Regions from separate parts of the Homo sapiens genome. Here region 2 is linked to region 1. Evidence: read pairs that join two places in POLR2A ChIA-PET (ENCODE). Cell type or tissue: endothelial cell of umbilical vein. All regions are shown on one strand. Each heading gives the region's core, and the rest is flanking DNA. Links, peaks and the distances in the headings are about the cores only.

The links. Peaks named below come from ENCODE experiments on the same cell type or tissue, not always from the same donor. Only the 100,000 strongest peaks of a DNase experiment are listed, where the experiment ranks them.
Region 2: POLR2A ChIA-PET joins it to region 1 with 6 read pairs; 4 of 35 experiments call an interaction of 5 or more read pairs at or near these places.

What each region holds. Positions count from the first base shown.
Region 1 is chr12:79,869,659-79,878,000 of GRCh38, reverse strand. It overlaps PPP1R12A (protein phosphatase 1 regulatory subunit 12A), which reads left to right. Exons shown (of 25, transcript NM_002480.3): 2 at 5,063-5,193. Among named protein-coding and RNA genes, the nearest start is that of PPP1R12A, 61 kb to the left of the region's middle. RefSeq lists enhancers at 2,386-2,922, 2,923-3,460. In endothelial cell of umbilical vein, for the core only: no CTCF peak of the experiment used is centred there; no DNase peak of the experiment used is centred there.
Region 2 is chr12:79,680,537-79,688,878 of GRCh38, reverse strand. All of the region lies in intron 2 of PAWR (pro-apoptotic WT1 regulator), which reads left to right. Among named protein-coding and RNA genes, the nearest start is that of PPP1R12A-AS2, 5.3 kb to the left of the region's middle. In endothelial cell of umbilical vein, for the core only: no CTCF peak of the experiment used is centred there; DNase peaks (open chromatin) are centred at 788 and 3,588; H3K4me3 peaks cover 1,700 bases; H3K27ac peaks cover 2,829 bases.

The sequences.
Region 1 (8,342 bases), core at 321-8,320:
GAATCATTTCTTATTTGCTTGTTGATATTTTTCGGTTTAAAAGAATAATCATATTTGTATTACATATAATTATCAAGTAGGGTTTTATATTCTTATACTGAGGATAAAATTCAGGATACAGTTTTGGAGCCTATGGGATTTAAAAGAGGTTGAGAAAAAAAGGTGAACAGAATTTAATGAGTATCAGCCGGGTGTGGTGGCTCACACCTGTGATCCCAGCACTTTGAGAAGCCAAGGTGAGTGGATCACTTGAGGTCAGGAGTTTGAGACCAGCCGGGCCAGCATGTTGAAACCCCATTTCTACTAAAAATACAAGAATTAGCCAGGCATGGTGGCACACACCTGTAGTTCCAGCTACCTAGGAGGCTGATGCAAGAGGATCGGTTGAACCCGGGAGGCGGAGGTTGCATTGAGCCGAGATTGTGCTGCTGCACTCCAGTGTGGGCGACAGAGCAAGACTCTGTCTGAAAAGAGAAAGAATTTAATCAGTATGATTTCTCAAGGAAAGTGAATGATTATGCAAGTCACAGTAAGTCACTCTCTTATCTCAGCATTCTATAAACTACTTTCTAATACAATACACTTTTTATGTTTCTTCGTCATTAAATAGCTGTGATTCTCAAACCTCTTTCTTTTAACCACTGCCCTGTGAAAAATAGTTTTCTTGAGCAATATCTGTATCAACGTTGCCTATGTATTCTTTTATCATCTGTTATATGTAAGATATGTTCTAGGCACTTTGGAAAACTGCCGTCAGCTTGCTTATAACTTGTTCTAGAGGGAAGATACATAATAATTTTAAATATGGTAGGGAATTTTTATGATAAATACCCCCTCACACTTCTTCCCTCCACTTGAAATATAAAGACACCAACGTCCAAAAAGATTAAATTACTTGTTCACAGCCACAAAATTTGTGGCAGAGCCAGAACTAGAACCTAAAACCAAAAGCTGTGATTCCCTCTCAATGCTTTTACCCTTTTTTTTTCTGAGATGGAGTCTTGCTCTGTTGCCCAGGCTGGAGTGCAGTGGCATGATCTCGGCTCATTGCAACCTCTGCCTCCCGGGGTCAAGCGGTTCTCCTGTCTCAGTCTCCCGAGTAGCTGGGACTACAGGTGTGTGCCACCATGCGTGGCTAGTTTTTTGTATTTTTAGTAGAGACAGGGTTTCACCATGTTTCCCAGGATGGTCTTGATCTGCTGATCTCATGATCCACCTGCCTCAGCCTCCCGCTTTAAAACTTTTTGGGTACACTGTATAGTGCTTTTCTTGATAGAAACTTTGTCATTTTCTTCCTTAGGGAAATGCTGCTAAAAGCATTTCTTTTGTTTCTATGGTAGTTAAGGAAAATTTATTTCATGTATACAAGTAATACTTAGCCCCTAGAATGCGTGATATCCTGTTGCAGGTGAGAAATGTGTTGATAAACTAGGAACATCTGTGGAAAGCAGTGTGTTAAGTGTAGAAAAAGCTTAGTTTCTGGAACCTGAGCATCTCTGTGAGATTCCCAGCCCTATCATTTCCTGTCTGTGTGACTTATTCAAGCTACTTAATCTCTTTGAATCTTAGCTTCCTCCTACATTCATTAATTCATTTATTGAGCCCAAGAACTCAAGGTATTGTGGAAGCAGCCGAATTCTGCATGTCAAGAACTGTGCATGGTATTGAGGATGCAGCAGAATTCCTGCTCTCAGTAAACGCTCATTCTGGGAGTGGGTAAACAGATGGTAAATAAGTAAGCAAAGTATATATAGTATGTTGTAATAAACGGTATGGAGAAAAATAAAGTAGATACTCAGGATATAAAATGGTAGGGAGGGGGTTGTAATTTTAGTATGCTGTCCAAGAAAGGCAATACCAAAAAGGTGAGAGTTGAGCAAAGACTTCATTTATGAAATGTGGATACAGTCATATCTTATTTATGCATTGCTTGTGTATAATGCTGATCCATTATCTCTCATCAGCCAGCCCCAAACTGCTCTTTCTTAGGTTGAAGTGGCATTTAAGAAGCTCTTTTGTTTTCTCCAAGAGTTACAGTCTGACATTAATATCCTTTTTTGTTGTTGTTGATGTGTTTTCAGTCCTAGAAAATAGTTTTTTTTCCCAAATATGAACAAACAGGAACTTCCTTTGGTGGTTAAGTACTGTCTTGGTGTTTAAGCCTCTTTTAAGGGGATGGGTAGATAAAGGTAATGGTCTATGTGTAGCAAAATGTATTAGAACCACTTTTTAAATGGCACATCAATTTTTATTACTTTCAACAGCTACTTCAAATATCCTTCCGGATTCTTAATAAACTTGGGCTTTTTATACATTTAAATGGGTAGCACATGAATTTTCCAACAAAGATCTTTTGGCAATAAACCAAAGATGACAGTGTGTAAATTAATATGTCTACTGATCAGTTTATTAGAAACACTTTTAGAGTACAGAGATAATAGTCATCAGCCCACATACTCCTAGTTGTGTATTAGTTGTTTATCATAGATAGGAAATAGGAGCTAATTAGTTCATTTACTGGGTTTTACCCACATTAGAAAAAAAGAGGCCACTTGCCCTCTGGGCAAATAGTGGCTTTGTGTGAATTAGGACGGAAAAAACCTTTCACCAAGTTAAAGGCTCCTTGAGTGGATTTCATCCCACCTTCCCAATCCCCCAAGTCAAATACATGGCACAGACTTTACATTCTTGGGCAGGGGTCCTGGTAATACATGGGGATTGCATCTCAGGAGGGACAATATGATGATGATTATGAATAGTGCCAATTCCAGAAAGCCTCCCCAGGGTAAATGGAGTGTGTTTATGAATACAACCTATCTCATAGGACAGGTATAAAGTACTTATATTCACATACAGATATATCCCTAATCTGAAAATTATGGAGTTTACAATCTAGTAGAGGTAGAACATAGGTATAAATAAGAAAATTGTGGCTATTGATATTATTGATAATGTGATAGAGTACTAGGAATTACTTGAAAAGGATGACTAGGAGGGCCTTCCTGAAGAAGAAACATCTGCATTGAGATTTGTTTAATGAGAAGGAATCAGCATGCTTAGATCTGGGGGCAGAGCATTCCTGACAGTGAGAACTGCAAGAACAAAGGCTCTGAGGTATCTGGTCAAGGAATAGTAAGGTCCCTATTGTGGCTGGAACAGAGTGATTTTAGGAACAATTGTGGGGAACAATGAGTACCTTGGAGTGGGTTTTTGTGAGAATAATGTATGTAAATCATAGATAAAGCACCTTTCATACTACCTGGCACAAAGCAAGCATTTGATAAAAGTTCCCTTCTTATTTACTTTAGGGCTGTAGTTCTCAAATTTTTTTTTTATTTTAGGACTTCTTTATATTCTTAAGAATTACTGAAGATTCCAATGAGCTTTTGTTTCTGCAGGTTATATGTATTAATATTTATAGTCTTAGAGTTTAAAACCAGGGATTTAAAATACAATTAATTCATTTAAAAATAACAATGATTTACCCCTGTTACCAAATGACATTTTTTAATTAAAATAACTAATTCATTTTTTCTTGGTTGTATGTATTAATATTTACAGTCTTAGAGTTTAAAACTGAGGATTTAAAACACTATTTAAAAATAATAGCGATTTACCCATGTTACCAAATAACATTTTTTAATTAAAATAACTAATTCATTTTTTCTTGAAAGTTTATCATTGGCAACAAATATACTGTTAATTGCTTTTCTTTTTTTTTTTTTTGGAGACGGAGTCTTGCTCTGTTGCCCATGCTGGAGGGCAATGGTGCAATCTTGGCTCACTGCAACGTCTGCCTCCTGGGTTCAGGCAATTCTCCTGCCTCAGCCTCCCGAGTAGCTGGGACTAGGCGTGCTCCACCATGCCTGGCTAATTTTTGTACTTTTAATAGAGAAGGGGTTTCACCATGTTGGCCAGGATGGTCTCGAACTCCTGACCTCAGGTGATCTGCCCGCCTCGGCCTCCCAAAGTGCTGGGATTACAGGCGTGAGCCACCGCGCCTGGCGTTAATTGCTTTTCTTGAAGTGACAGACTCATTTTGTTCATTTGCAAGAAAAGATCTCCCAAAAATCAAAGTTAGACTAACTGTAGTTTGTCATTTAAGTAGACATAATGTTGCATGGAAAAGTGGCTAAGTCAGCTTGCATCTCAATGTCACAAGTGCTTTTCATCAAGACAACCATCATACTTGGAAGAGGTGCTTTAACATACACTTCCCATCTTGTTCCAGAGAATATAAAAAAGACCTGTATACAAGGGCCAAGATTTAATATGTACCGCTTTGTCAAAGACATATATGAGTGAAAATTGCTGCCCCCTAACCACCACTTTTTTTGGAGACAGGGTCTCACTCTGTTGCCCAGGTTGGAGTGCAGTGGTGTGATCATAGTTCATTGCAGCCTTGAACTCAAACTCAAGCGATCCTCCTGCCTCAGCCTCTCAAGTAGATGGGATTACAAGCATGAGCCACTGTGCTTAGCAATGTTTTTTTTTTTTTTTTTTTAAATTATGAGTACAAAGTGGTTGAAACAGTGACTGTTAATAGAGGTGGGGTTTTTTTGGCCACTGCCATTATTTGTGCTAAAACACATGCAGTTTTACAGCTGGTACTTTTATACCATCACGTGTACATGTCAACAAAGTAAAAAAGGGAAATGACATCTTAGTTTTTTCTTGAAAACAGTTTTGCCCTAATCAACTCCCTAAAGGAATCTACTCCCCCTTCCCCCAGCAGACAACATTTTTGGGAACCACTGCTATAGAGACTATTGTTAGTACTTAATTATAATGTCTTCATTTTAATAGGTACTTGTTATCCAGATTGGGTTGCCATAAAGAGTCTAGGCACATACACTACTGTTGTATGTGTACCTAAGCAAGGACCCTTAACAATTTAGTGTCATTAGCATGTTTGATGGAGTATAGTCAAGATAGCAGCAGATTTATTTACAGAGAATATTTATATTATAAAAGCTACAAAGTAGGAATTTTATTCTATTGATGTATTATTTGGAGTGTTAATTCGTATTTTTTCCAATCTTGCTTTCTGTTTTGTTTTTAGGCTTGCATTGATGACAATGTTGATATGGTGAAGTTTCTGGTAGAAAATGGAGCAAATATTAATCAACCTGATAATGAAGGCTGGATACCACTACATGCAGCAGCTTCCTGTGGATATCTTGATATTGCAGAGTAAGCCAGTTCTGTGTTTTCATTTTATTCTAATACTGTTTGACAGACCTGAATGTTTATTGAAGTGATAAAGATAAATGAGTGAACTCTTATATTACTTTAATTCATGAAAATTATTCTTTCCAAGAAAGAAAATAAGTGGTTATTGGGAATCCATATATTCTCAGAATCAGATCTTCTTTTTGTCTCCCCACCCTCTTTGGCCTTTGGTACTTCGTATTAACATTAGTAATTGTACACATTCTCTGTCTCCATCTTTTTTCTTTTGAGTACAGCTAGAGCATTTTCAAATGATTGAGGGTTAATACTTAGCAGTCTAACTCATTCCTTTATAATCATAAATTTGGCAACTGGGTTACATTGCTATAGGGAGAATATGATACATAGTTCTCCAGTGAGCCTGTTTACTTAGTTTTTCTGAAGATTGTCTTTTTTAAAAAATACATTTTTTAGAAAATTCAATGAGAAATAGTCATTGTATTCTCTACTACCTTTAATGTGTGGGTACACACTAAGAACATCTGATTTTTTAAAGCATTTAACAGTGGAAGTATAGATATCTTGAAAAATAATTTTTTCATTAAATTATTTTTCTTATTACTATCTATCCACACAGTAAACAGTTTTGTTGTCTCTCTGCTCATATATGAAAGCTTATCAATGAATAAATATTGAATATGGGAATTCTACTCTGTAAATATCTTAGTAAGCCTTCATAGTTTTTTGTCTACATTTTGCTTTTTTTCCCCATTTGTGCTGGAGATACAATATCTCAATTTCAAGGCAGAAACTGTATGGTGAAATGAAAAGTGCTCCGGCCTGGGAACGATAAGGTCTGAATTACCCGAATTTTATTACTGACTCTGCCACTAACTATACGACATCTTTCCATAATTTGTTTCCTCTTTCTGAGCCATGATTTCTTTGTATATAAACTGAGGAAGTCTTTTTCCCGTTGCAAAACAGCAGTGGTTGTTCAAACCTAACAATTGTGATTCTCAAGTTCTTTACTTCCTTTTTGTACTTTTCCCGCTCAATCTCGAGTTCTTTACTTCCTTTTTGGACTTTTCCTGCTCAACAGAAGACTTAGATCTCTTCATAGAAAAAAAAACCCAGATAATTGTGCATTTATCTTTAACTACACTTAATGATTAGGCTCTGGAGTTAATTGATATGGAATATGAATGCCTCCTCAGTCACTATCAAGGAGTATAACCTTGGCAAGTTGTTTAACTTTTCTAGGCTTTGGTTTTCTCTTCTATAAAGTAGTATTTCCTAGGTTTGTTGTGATGATTAACTGCAGTAATTCATCAAACGTAGGACCTGGCTCATAGGAAATAGTACATATTAACTTTTGACCATTACCTTTTGTATCTACACTGGGAAAATTAAAACTCAACCTCTTTCTTCAGATGTTTAATTCTTATGTTTCCTTTTTGTATTCATGTTTCTGAGTTTGAAAAGACAATATTAATTGTCTTGAATAATTTCTTTGCATAGACTTGATTGGGTCACAGACCTATTGTGTCAGTTGGAATGCTTTTAGCTGCAAGTGATAGAATACCCAATTTAAAATGACCTAAAGAATAATGGTACTTGTTATACAGGATAAAATATCATTTAGAGGAAGGACATTTAGGCTTATTAAGCCACTCAGTGATGTCAGCAAGGACCTGGAATCTTTCAGTTTTTTCTTCTGAATTTCCCAAAAATGGACTTTATTCTTAGCCTTCTCCCCTCTTGGTTACAAGATGATTGCCACAACTCTAGAATTGTGTTTTACATATCCACATCCAAAAGCAAATAAAAAAAAAATGGATTGCAAGTAGAAAATATCCTCCCTGTATTCTGTGTACATCAAAGAGGAAAACCTTTCCCAGAGAGCCCTCCAGTTGCTGAAGACATCCCATAATGGGACTTCTTTTGGCCTGGTCTTGGTCATTTGTCCATGTTGTAGCTAGGAAAAGTAAATATCTTGGCATATTCAGCTTTTACATGCTAGTATATAAGAAGTATGAGGAAGGGTAAGCAGTTTGTTGCAGTTGCTAATGTTATCAGTAGGGTGACTATTTTCAGTTTTTGGAGGGTGGGATATGGAATATATGCTTTACAGGACTTGTGCAAACAAAAGTGACCTTTTTTGGCCAAGGTTGACTATAGTTGCTAATCTAATTAGTTTGAATTTATGACTGTGCTATAAACTATGGAGTTTCCTTGAACCAGATTAAAATTAGAAGAATAAGTTTTCCTTTTTATTCTTTCTGCCACAAGATTCTTTTTTAAAATAATGACTGTTTTTATAAAAGGCAGTTTAACTCTAGCATATACTGGATGATTTGTTAAGGTGATGATAGCCCAAAATCCTTCCGAATGCTCATTTTTATCAGCATAATCTCTTTTAGCAGGTTGGGCATGGTGGCTCATGCCTGTAATCCCAGCAGTTTGGGAGGCCTTGCTTGAGCTCAGGAGTTCGAGACCAGCCTGGGCAACATGACAAAACCCCATGTCTGCAAAACATACAAAAAAATTAGCCAGTTACAATGATGTGTCCCAGCTACTCTGGAGGCTAAGGCAGGAGAATTTCTGGAGGCTAAGGCAGGAGAATTGCTTGAGCCTGGGAGGCAGAGGTTGCAGTGAGCTGAGATAGCACCATTGCACTTAAGCCTAGGTGACAAGAGTGAAACCTTGTTTCAAAAAAAGAAAAAAATACATTAAAAACACCTCTTTCAGCAGTTAATTTCACTAATGATTAAGTGAAATTAATGAAACCCTAGTTTTCTTGGGTATAGAAAAATAATAGTCTGGTGGCCTAATTGATAGGGTGAAGATAGTCCACAGATCAGTGTTTTATAGGCATGAAAGAAAGCACTTATAATAATAATAATAATAATAATAATAATAATAGAGACAATAGTTATAACCCAGGGGGTAAGAAACTGGGGCATATGGTCACTGTGGTAACTGAAGTATTTTGGAGTTAAATTTGTTGCAAATCCTAGTTCTGCCATTCACTAGCTTTGTGTGCTTGACCAATCTACTTAGTCTCAGTAATTTAAGATTATTTATAAAATTGGAAAGATCTAGTTTCTTCCTAAGTCTTTTTTCTCATATTGCATTCCACTTCACATTTTTCACTCTGTCAATACTGG
Region 2 (8,342 bases), core at 65-8,064, 190 kb after region 1:
TGATTACTTTGATAGTAGCTCATGGATTTGAGGAAGTGGTTCAACTACCTTGTTTCACCTAAAATAGTTGCATCTTTTTCTCATTGACTGTTTAGCTTTCACTTTTTCTTCTCCTGGCTTTCTAATTTTACTCAACTTTAATTGTGGTTTAAGTAGAAGCATTTGCAATAAGTTAGGGTGTATATTAAATATACCTAAATTTTTAGTATTATGATTTCCATACCTGTTAAATCATAGTGTGTCTTTGTAGGACGTATTTATATGAGCGTTTCAGAGATTTTTATCAGCCAGCAAAACTGTCCTCTGCGGTTTGCTACTTGCACAAAAGATCTGTTATTCATTAAATTGCTTTAGAAGGAATTCGTAAGAGTGGTAATCAAATTTCTAGGTGTTTTTTTTTTTTTTTTTTTTAGTTAAAAATATGAAGATTAAGGGGAAATTGAAGACAAGGCTTTGGAAAAGCTACATTCCTCAACTTGATTTTTAAAAGTAGCTGATGATCCAAATAAAAGAATTTGTCATTTTCAATCTTTTCCTCATTGTTCATCTGACAGCGGTCTTATTTTGGGAAATATCTTGGCAGATGTTAAACTTCACTTTTTTTCTGGCTGCATGTGCTAAAATTATTTTTCAAGTACTTTTTTTTTTTTTAAACAAGGGTAATGTTTACTGGGGGAAGTAAGTAGAGTGTATCTTGTGAGATCCTAAGAAACATCTTTTGTTAATACCCCTGCTTTGAGTAAGAGAACATAGTGCTGAGAATGTAGATGACTTCCCACTACAATGGAGTCTAATACTCTGGAATGTTTTTCGTTTGGGTGTTGGCAACTCCTAAATTTAATCTTCCCTGAAAACAAACAAACCAAGGGTACCTTTTTTTTTGTCTGTAGAGTTTGAACCTTTTTATTGAATAGGGAATTGAGGACTGCTTTCTTTTAGTGGTAACTATGTCTCTGTCCGTTTCAAGCTGCAGGACCCAACAAAACAGTAATGCTTCACTACAGTATCTAATTAACAGACATACTTCTTGAGCGCCTCCTCCTCATATTTTCTTATTTTTCAAAACAACTTATGTATTTCAGATTATTTTAATAGTGGTAAAATATATGATGCAAAACTTTAAAGCTGAGCCATTTTCATGTGTTTATATTGTTGCTTTTTTAGAATTGTGCCATTTCTCCTGGTAGTTTCAACATTGAGAATACCAGTTGCTGTGGAGTTTCTTGTGTAATATTTAATTTAGCACCCCTGTTTTAAAAAGTCATACATATTTTGCAAATTTTTCGGGTATGAAAATAAGTAAAAAGATGAAAATGACCAATCTCTTTATATTCAAAAGTAGACTTTATTTTATCTAATGTCGAGTAAGACTCTTATTTTCAGACATGATTCCCAACCAAGTCTGTATTAGTAGATTAACATGTAGTTCATATGTAGAGATCTGGTTTTAATGGTGGATAAACATTAAGTTCCTTCAAGGAAGTACTTATGAAACATCTGTGTGATACATTTATTGTGACTTTCATTACCTCACTTTACTAGTTATAGAGTGTATATATAATACTGTTATAAAGGTATCTGACAGCAGCTAAAGATACCAGAATTGACTAGAAGATAGTTATAGGCAAGGAACCAGGTCAAAAACCGAAACTAGCTATTTGGGAGGTAGGAAACTGGGTGGTTACTGCATGTGATGGCTGAAGTCGATCTATCCAGAGCTTCTTTAATGAGATAAAATTTACTAAGAGTTTTAAGAAAAATATCCTTTTTTCTAAATTTTTACATTTTCTATTTTTTGGTAGTAATTCACCTGAACTGGGTAATTTGGACGTGGCATACTTCTTGCCAGTAATTTTTGTGTGTGTTTATCAGATCAGTCAAATGTGTATTACATACCTGTTAAAGACACTATCCTTAAGCAGTGGAGAAAATAAGAACACGGCAGTGTATATTCTCAAGGAGCAAGGCTATAATCTAGGAAGAAGGATAAGGCATAATTACATGAAAAAATTTAAGTACTGAGTTAACAGTTTAAAAGCCATCTTAATGAAGCATGTAACTATTTATTGGAAATAGTGTGTGTTTAAAAGGGGGAGATGATTGGGCTGGGAGAAGCTATTGAGGATGAGAATCTTGACCTGAGTCTTAAACTTTTCAGTACTTGTATATTTTTACATATGTTCTCACATATGTACATGTATACATAATTGTTTGTATAGTATATTAAGTACCGACATGCAGTGGTTCTTAACTTGAGCAGCACATTGATAGCATGTTAGGATCTTTAAAAAAATGTTTGCTCATGCTAATTCAATTCCGTGCCCTCTTTGTCCCTTCACCCCACCCTGTAATATTGAATGGGTCTGGGATGGATCCCAGGCATTAATATTTTTATAAGTTCCCCATTTGATTCAAATGTGAGTCAGTGATAACAACTGTTGGACTGCAGTCTGGGTATAGAAATGAATAGGACATAAGCCTTGCCCACGAGGTGCTCTCAGGTAATATAAGGAAATGTGAAAAGTAGAGTAGTAAGTATAGCTTAGTGCCTGAGCAGGGTACCTAACCCAGGGAGGAGGAGTGATAGTTGAAGAAAGCTTCCTAGACAGTTACATACTTGTTTCCAGGGGGTTTGTGAAGTTACTGCCATTGAGTAGGGTTGTGTGAATGGGTTAATGGAGATGGGTGCCATAGAAAATGTAATCTTTGAATAGGTAGAGGTGGCACTGAAGTTTTGGTTTAAGTATAAAAGTTAACATATACAGTATTTAAAACTTCTGTTTTAAAATAGTGGTTGGCTAAAGTGGTTTAGCTTTAGTGGTTGGCTAAAGTGCTTTATGTACTGAAGTTCACAGCAATCTCATGTGGTAGTTACACTGTTTATCACTATTTCCAGAGGAGAAAATGAAGACTTAGAGCTTAAATGATTCAAGATCACATAGAAAGTAACTGATAGAGCAATATTTTAAACATTTTTGTGTATTTTGTGTGTATGTATATATCTAGGGAAAGGGGAGTTTTTAAAAATTAACCTACTTTTCATTATTCAGCATATTTCCCTAGATTTTTACATAACTTTTTATTAAAGATTATCTTAAGTAATTTAAACATCTGAATGAGGAAAACAGTAAAGGTATGGAATTGAATAGAATTTCAGGTCAAATTTGTGGACTCAGAGATTGCCTCTGACCCTCTAACCTATAGAGTGGCAAAATTTTGAACACCAGGCTCTCGGCAAAACGTAAATTTATTTTTGGCTAGTGGTCAGAAAATGTGAATCTTTGATTTTACCTAAGTGATATATTGTTTTTCTATCAAGATGGGGTCATGACACCTACTCCATAGTTTGAACTCGTGTTGGTGAAAGGGAAGATAAAGGAGCATTTAACATATAGAAAGCACTTTTAAGTGAACACAGGTTAGGTCATAATTATTTAGTATGTTTATTGAACATTATATATAGGACAAGTTCCACTTAGTAAACTTTATAAATCCAGGTGGATTAAGAAATGCCTTTTGTTATTCCCATTATGCTCCAGACTGTCTACCTTTCTGTGTGATGAGTCAGGAGAGAAACTAATAATGACTCAGAGTTGGAGAAAATTTGATTCGTGAATGGGGTAGATATAGTGTAAACACTGAGACTGTTTAGTGTAAAACCTGGGCTATTAGCCCAGCTTTCCTAAATGTTTGAGCTCACTGGTAAAGTAAATTGAAATTTTAATATTATCAGGATTTGTACTGAGTTGTCTGAGCTGGGATGTCATTTCTCATAAAAATAATAATTACATAATTAAAGTAGATGACATTTATGGTGTGCTTATTAAGTGCCAGGCACTGTTCTAAGCACTTGACATACATTAGTGCATTTAATTCTCACCACAGCCCTATGGGAAAATGGGGAAGAGAAGGTATGTTACTTGCTTCAGGTCATACATGTAGTGAGAAGTAGATTAGAGATAGTTTGCACTCACAGTCTTGTGCGTAATAAACCATCTTACTACACTTCAGTGTATTACATACTGTATACCTAGTTTAAGAAATACAAAGAATATTTTAGTGTTAAATTGTTAGTATATGACTATGGAATTTAAAAATAGCCCTATTTATAGAACATAGATGAAGTGAGACTTTAATGGAAAATTTTGAGAACAAATGAATATATAAACACTGGCATTAAAATTCTTATTTAAAATCATTATCAAGCTAGTGGCCTGTTTATACTATTTTCTTTGTTTTTTTCTTTCTTTCTTTTTTTTTTGAGGTGGAGTCTTGCTCTGTTGCCCAGGCTGGAGTACAGTGGCATGTGGTGTGATCTCAGCTCACTGCAGCCTCCACCTCCCGGGTTCAAGCAATTCTCCTGCGTCAGTCTCCCAAGTAGCTGGGACTGCAGGTGTGCACCACCATGCCTGGCTAATTTTTGTATTTTTAGTAGAGATGGTGTTTCGCCATGTTGGCCAGGCTGCTCTCAAACTTCCAGCCTCAAGTGATCTACCCGCCTCAGCCTCCCAAAGTGCTTGGATTACAGGTGGGAGCTACCGTACCAAGCCTATCTATGCTATTTATTATTTCTGCATTTTTTTTTTAGCACCTATGATGTGTGCCAGAAAATAATTATGCCATTTAATAGCAAGGTTGATATAATGTTTTATAAGTATAAAATTATTGGCAAATATTAGGGTTTGACATTTTCTCTGTGCTTTTTTTCCTTTTTTAAAAATTGAGATATAATTCACATACAATAAAATTTACCCTTTTAAAGTGTACAGTTCAGTGGTTTTTTAGTATTCACACGGTGTGCTCTTAAGTGCTTTTATATTTTCATCTTTATTTTTCATTATGTTCTTAGAACCTCTGGTCCCTAAATTTTAGCTTTCCTTTCAGTAAAGTGATATGGTATTCAAATTATGAGAAGCCATTAACTTAAAATAATTTAATATCAGCCTTTCCCACTTTACAGAGAAAATGAAATTATGGTAGGATCTCCTCAATTTTAAGTTTCTTAAAACTTGGGCACCTACTACCATTTGTTTGCAGTGGAGTTTAGTATAATAGGTATTTATTAGGTTTGTGCAAAAGTAATCACAGTTTTTGCCATTGAAAGTAATGGCACCAGCCTAATAGTTGGATTACTTTTGCAAAAACCTAACAATTTAACTGAGTGTAATACTTTCACCTTAATAAAACTTTTACATATCTTTCATGGAGATCTGCAAAGCTCTGTCATCTAAACATTTGGGAACATTGATTCAGAGTTAAAAAAAAAAAAAAAAGGAGTTTCCACTGCTTACCACTTTAGTTACAGTACTAGAATCAGTGTCCTAAAAGATGTTTCTGGGGGGACCATCTCTACCAGTATCACTTTTGCCATTTATTTAAAATCAGATTTCTGGAATCCACCCCAGTCTGGGTTAGGGATGTTATCTGAGAGTCTGCATTTTAACTTGAGTGATTTTGGTACACACTAAAGTTTGGGAAGAACTAACTTAAATACCCTGTACTAGTTTACTGATCCGTCAAATGAAATGAATGCTGGTTATCTAACAGGATTGTTACATGAATTAAATAAAATGATGTTTGTGAAAATGTTATAAAAATGCCCAAATCAGAAATTGTAGTTACTGTATAGGTTAATTTCCTATGAGGTTGTTAAACATTTTCATTTTTTTCTTCCAATTTAAAACTGTGCATATTTTAACAGACAGGTTGAGCTACTTGGAAATTCAAAGTACTTTAAACATTTATGTAATGTCACATACTTAGTGCAAAATGCTCTGTCTGCTTTGCCTCTTTTCCAGAATTTAGACAAGTCTAGACTACAGAAACACCTCAAATAGTTAATGCGTAATTAGAACTTTACTTTCACTCATTTTTAATTTTTACATATCTTTAAGTGAAAGCATATACTTGTGTTTATAAATGTATTTGATAATTAGCAACTCAAACTTTTAAAGCATTGTGTTTGCCATCTTATCAAACTACTATCAAGTGCAAACATTTTTCCCATTGATTACAAATCTTACATGTTAGACCTATAGGCATCCTTGACTGGCAATTGATTTTGAACATATTTGGTTAACTGCTGAGTCAACTTTCTGTTTAGATCTTAGGCAAATGTGTTATAGCCATATACCTACATGTATAGAATTGAGCCTCAGCCACCTGTTACATTCTCCTTAGGCTATGTAAAAATACACAGGGCACCATGGCTGAACGACATTGTAGGAATATTTAAATTCTAAAAGCAGCAAAATCACACACTTCAAAGGTAAAAAGAGCTCCAGCAAGTTCAAATCTTAGCATGTCAGTTGACTAGTAAAATGTTTATTCTGTGATAGTTTTTGGAGATTTTGTCCAGCAAAATTTTGTGGGTCACAGTGTATTTTTCAATGATAGTCTCATTTATTTTAAGTAGTTGAAGAAATAGGGCAGTTGTATTCTGAAAATTAATATTTTGTTAGGTTTTGCTGAAGTGAACAGATAGGAGAGAATTTATATTGTGGATTACAATTCTGTGGCAGCTGAAACTTTGTTTTCAGGCTCTTCATAATAAATTCTGTGGGGCCAGGTGCCATAGCTCACACCTCTAATGCTACCACTTTGAGAAGCTAAGGTGGGAGAATCAATTGAGCCCAGGAGGTCGAGCCTGCAGTGAGCCGTGACTGCTCAACTGCACTACAGCCTGGGTGACAAAGTGAGACCCTGGCTCAGAAAAACTCAAACAAAACAAAACTCTAGGGGGACTAAGAGAATAGGATAAATAAACATAATAATATACAGTTTGAAATACAGAACTGAAACAGATGAAATTAACTTAAAAAGACATCTTTCAGACTAAGCTTATCTATGGTCATGTAAGCAAACTACTTAATATTTTAGAATTTGCAGGTTACATAAAGTATCAATTGATTTTCTATTATTTTGGAGTTTTTTCCAGAATATTTTTAGTAGTATTTAAAAAGAATGTAAATCTCAGAACAGAGTTAACATTCAGAAGATGGTGCTTGAGGAATAGGAATAAAAAGTACGATTGTATTAGCTGAAATAATCAAAGAAGTTACTTTTAGGTTTCAAATTCTTGAAAGACTTCTCCATATCCTATAATGTAAGCAAAAGTTGATGCAAATCAAATTTATGTAATCCTAATTTTTTTCTGCTAGTAGAAGTAATGTGTTAAAAAAAAGGCAGTGTGTTCACTGTAGTTCTCTCATGGAAATAAATCCAAGGAAAGGTAGAAAAACCTGTTATCTTATACATATTAATATTTGTGTTTCTATTCTTATTTTTTTGAATCTACTTGAGAAATGGAACCACACTATTGATTTGTGTGTATACTTAACCACTCATCATGAGTATTTTTATGATGTTATTCTATAACTTCAAAAATAGGGGTGGATGTGTATGTATCTTTTGTTGTATGTTTTTTAGAGACAGGGATCTTGCTTGTTCCCCAGGCTGCAGTACTATGGTGTGATGACTCAGCCTCAAACTCCTGGGCTCAAGTGATCCTCTTGCCTCAGCCTACCAAGCAGCTGAGAGTACAGGCATGAGCCACCATGTCCAGTTGGATGCATGTGTTTTGTGCTGTTTGATATTAAAATACTTAACCATTACTTCATTGGGAAAGGACCTTACTGCTTATCTGCCTTATTATGTGGCTTTTTGATTAGCCCATAAATAGTCTTAGATAAATAGCCCTTTCCTTTCCTTTCCTCCCCTCCCCTCCCCTCCCCACCCCTCCCCTCCCCTCCCTTCTTCTCCTTTTTTCTGAGACAGGATCTCTGTCACCCAGGCTCAGTGCAGTGGCACGATCATGGCTCACTGCAGACTCAACCTCCTGAGTTCAAGAGATCCTCCCACGTGAGCCTCCTGAGTAGCTGGGACTGCAGGCTTGCACCACCACATTGGGCTAATTTTTTAATTTGTTTGTAGAGATGGGGTCTCAGTATGTTGCTGGTCTTGAACTCCTACACGCAAATGCTTCTCTCACCTTGGCCTCTCAAAGTGTTGTTGGGATTACAGGTGTGAGCCACTCCACCTGGTCTATTTTTTTCTTTTCATATATTGTGTTTCCTGAAACATTGCTCAGGAAAAGTGTTTGTGCCATTGAAAGAGTCTCATAGGTTCAGATAATTGTGAAGGATGACCAGAGGTTTTTTCTTTTTTTAAACCTCTATAACCTTTGATTTCACTGGGAAGTTGGTGGTTGGAGCTGGAGTAATTATAAATGTATGTATGCTGTAGCTGAAATAAGTTCCTGAAACTCATCATGGTATGCAAAATTGTGCAGTAAAAACTGTAGGGCATATGTGAAAATGGAGTTTGGGGCATAACACTCAAAA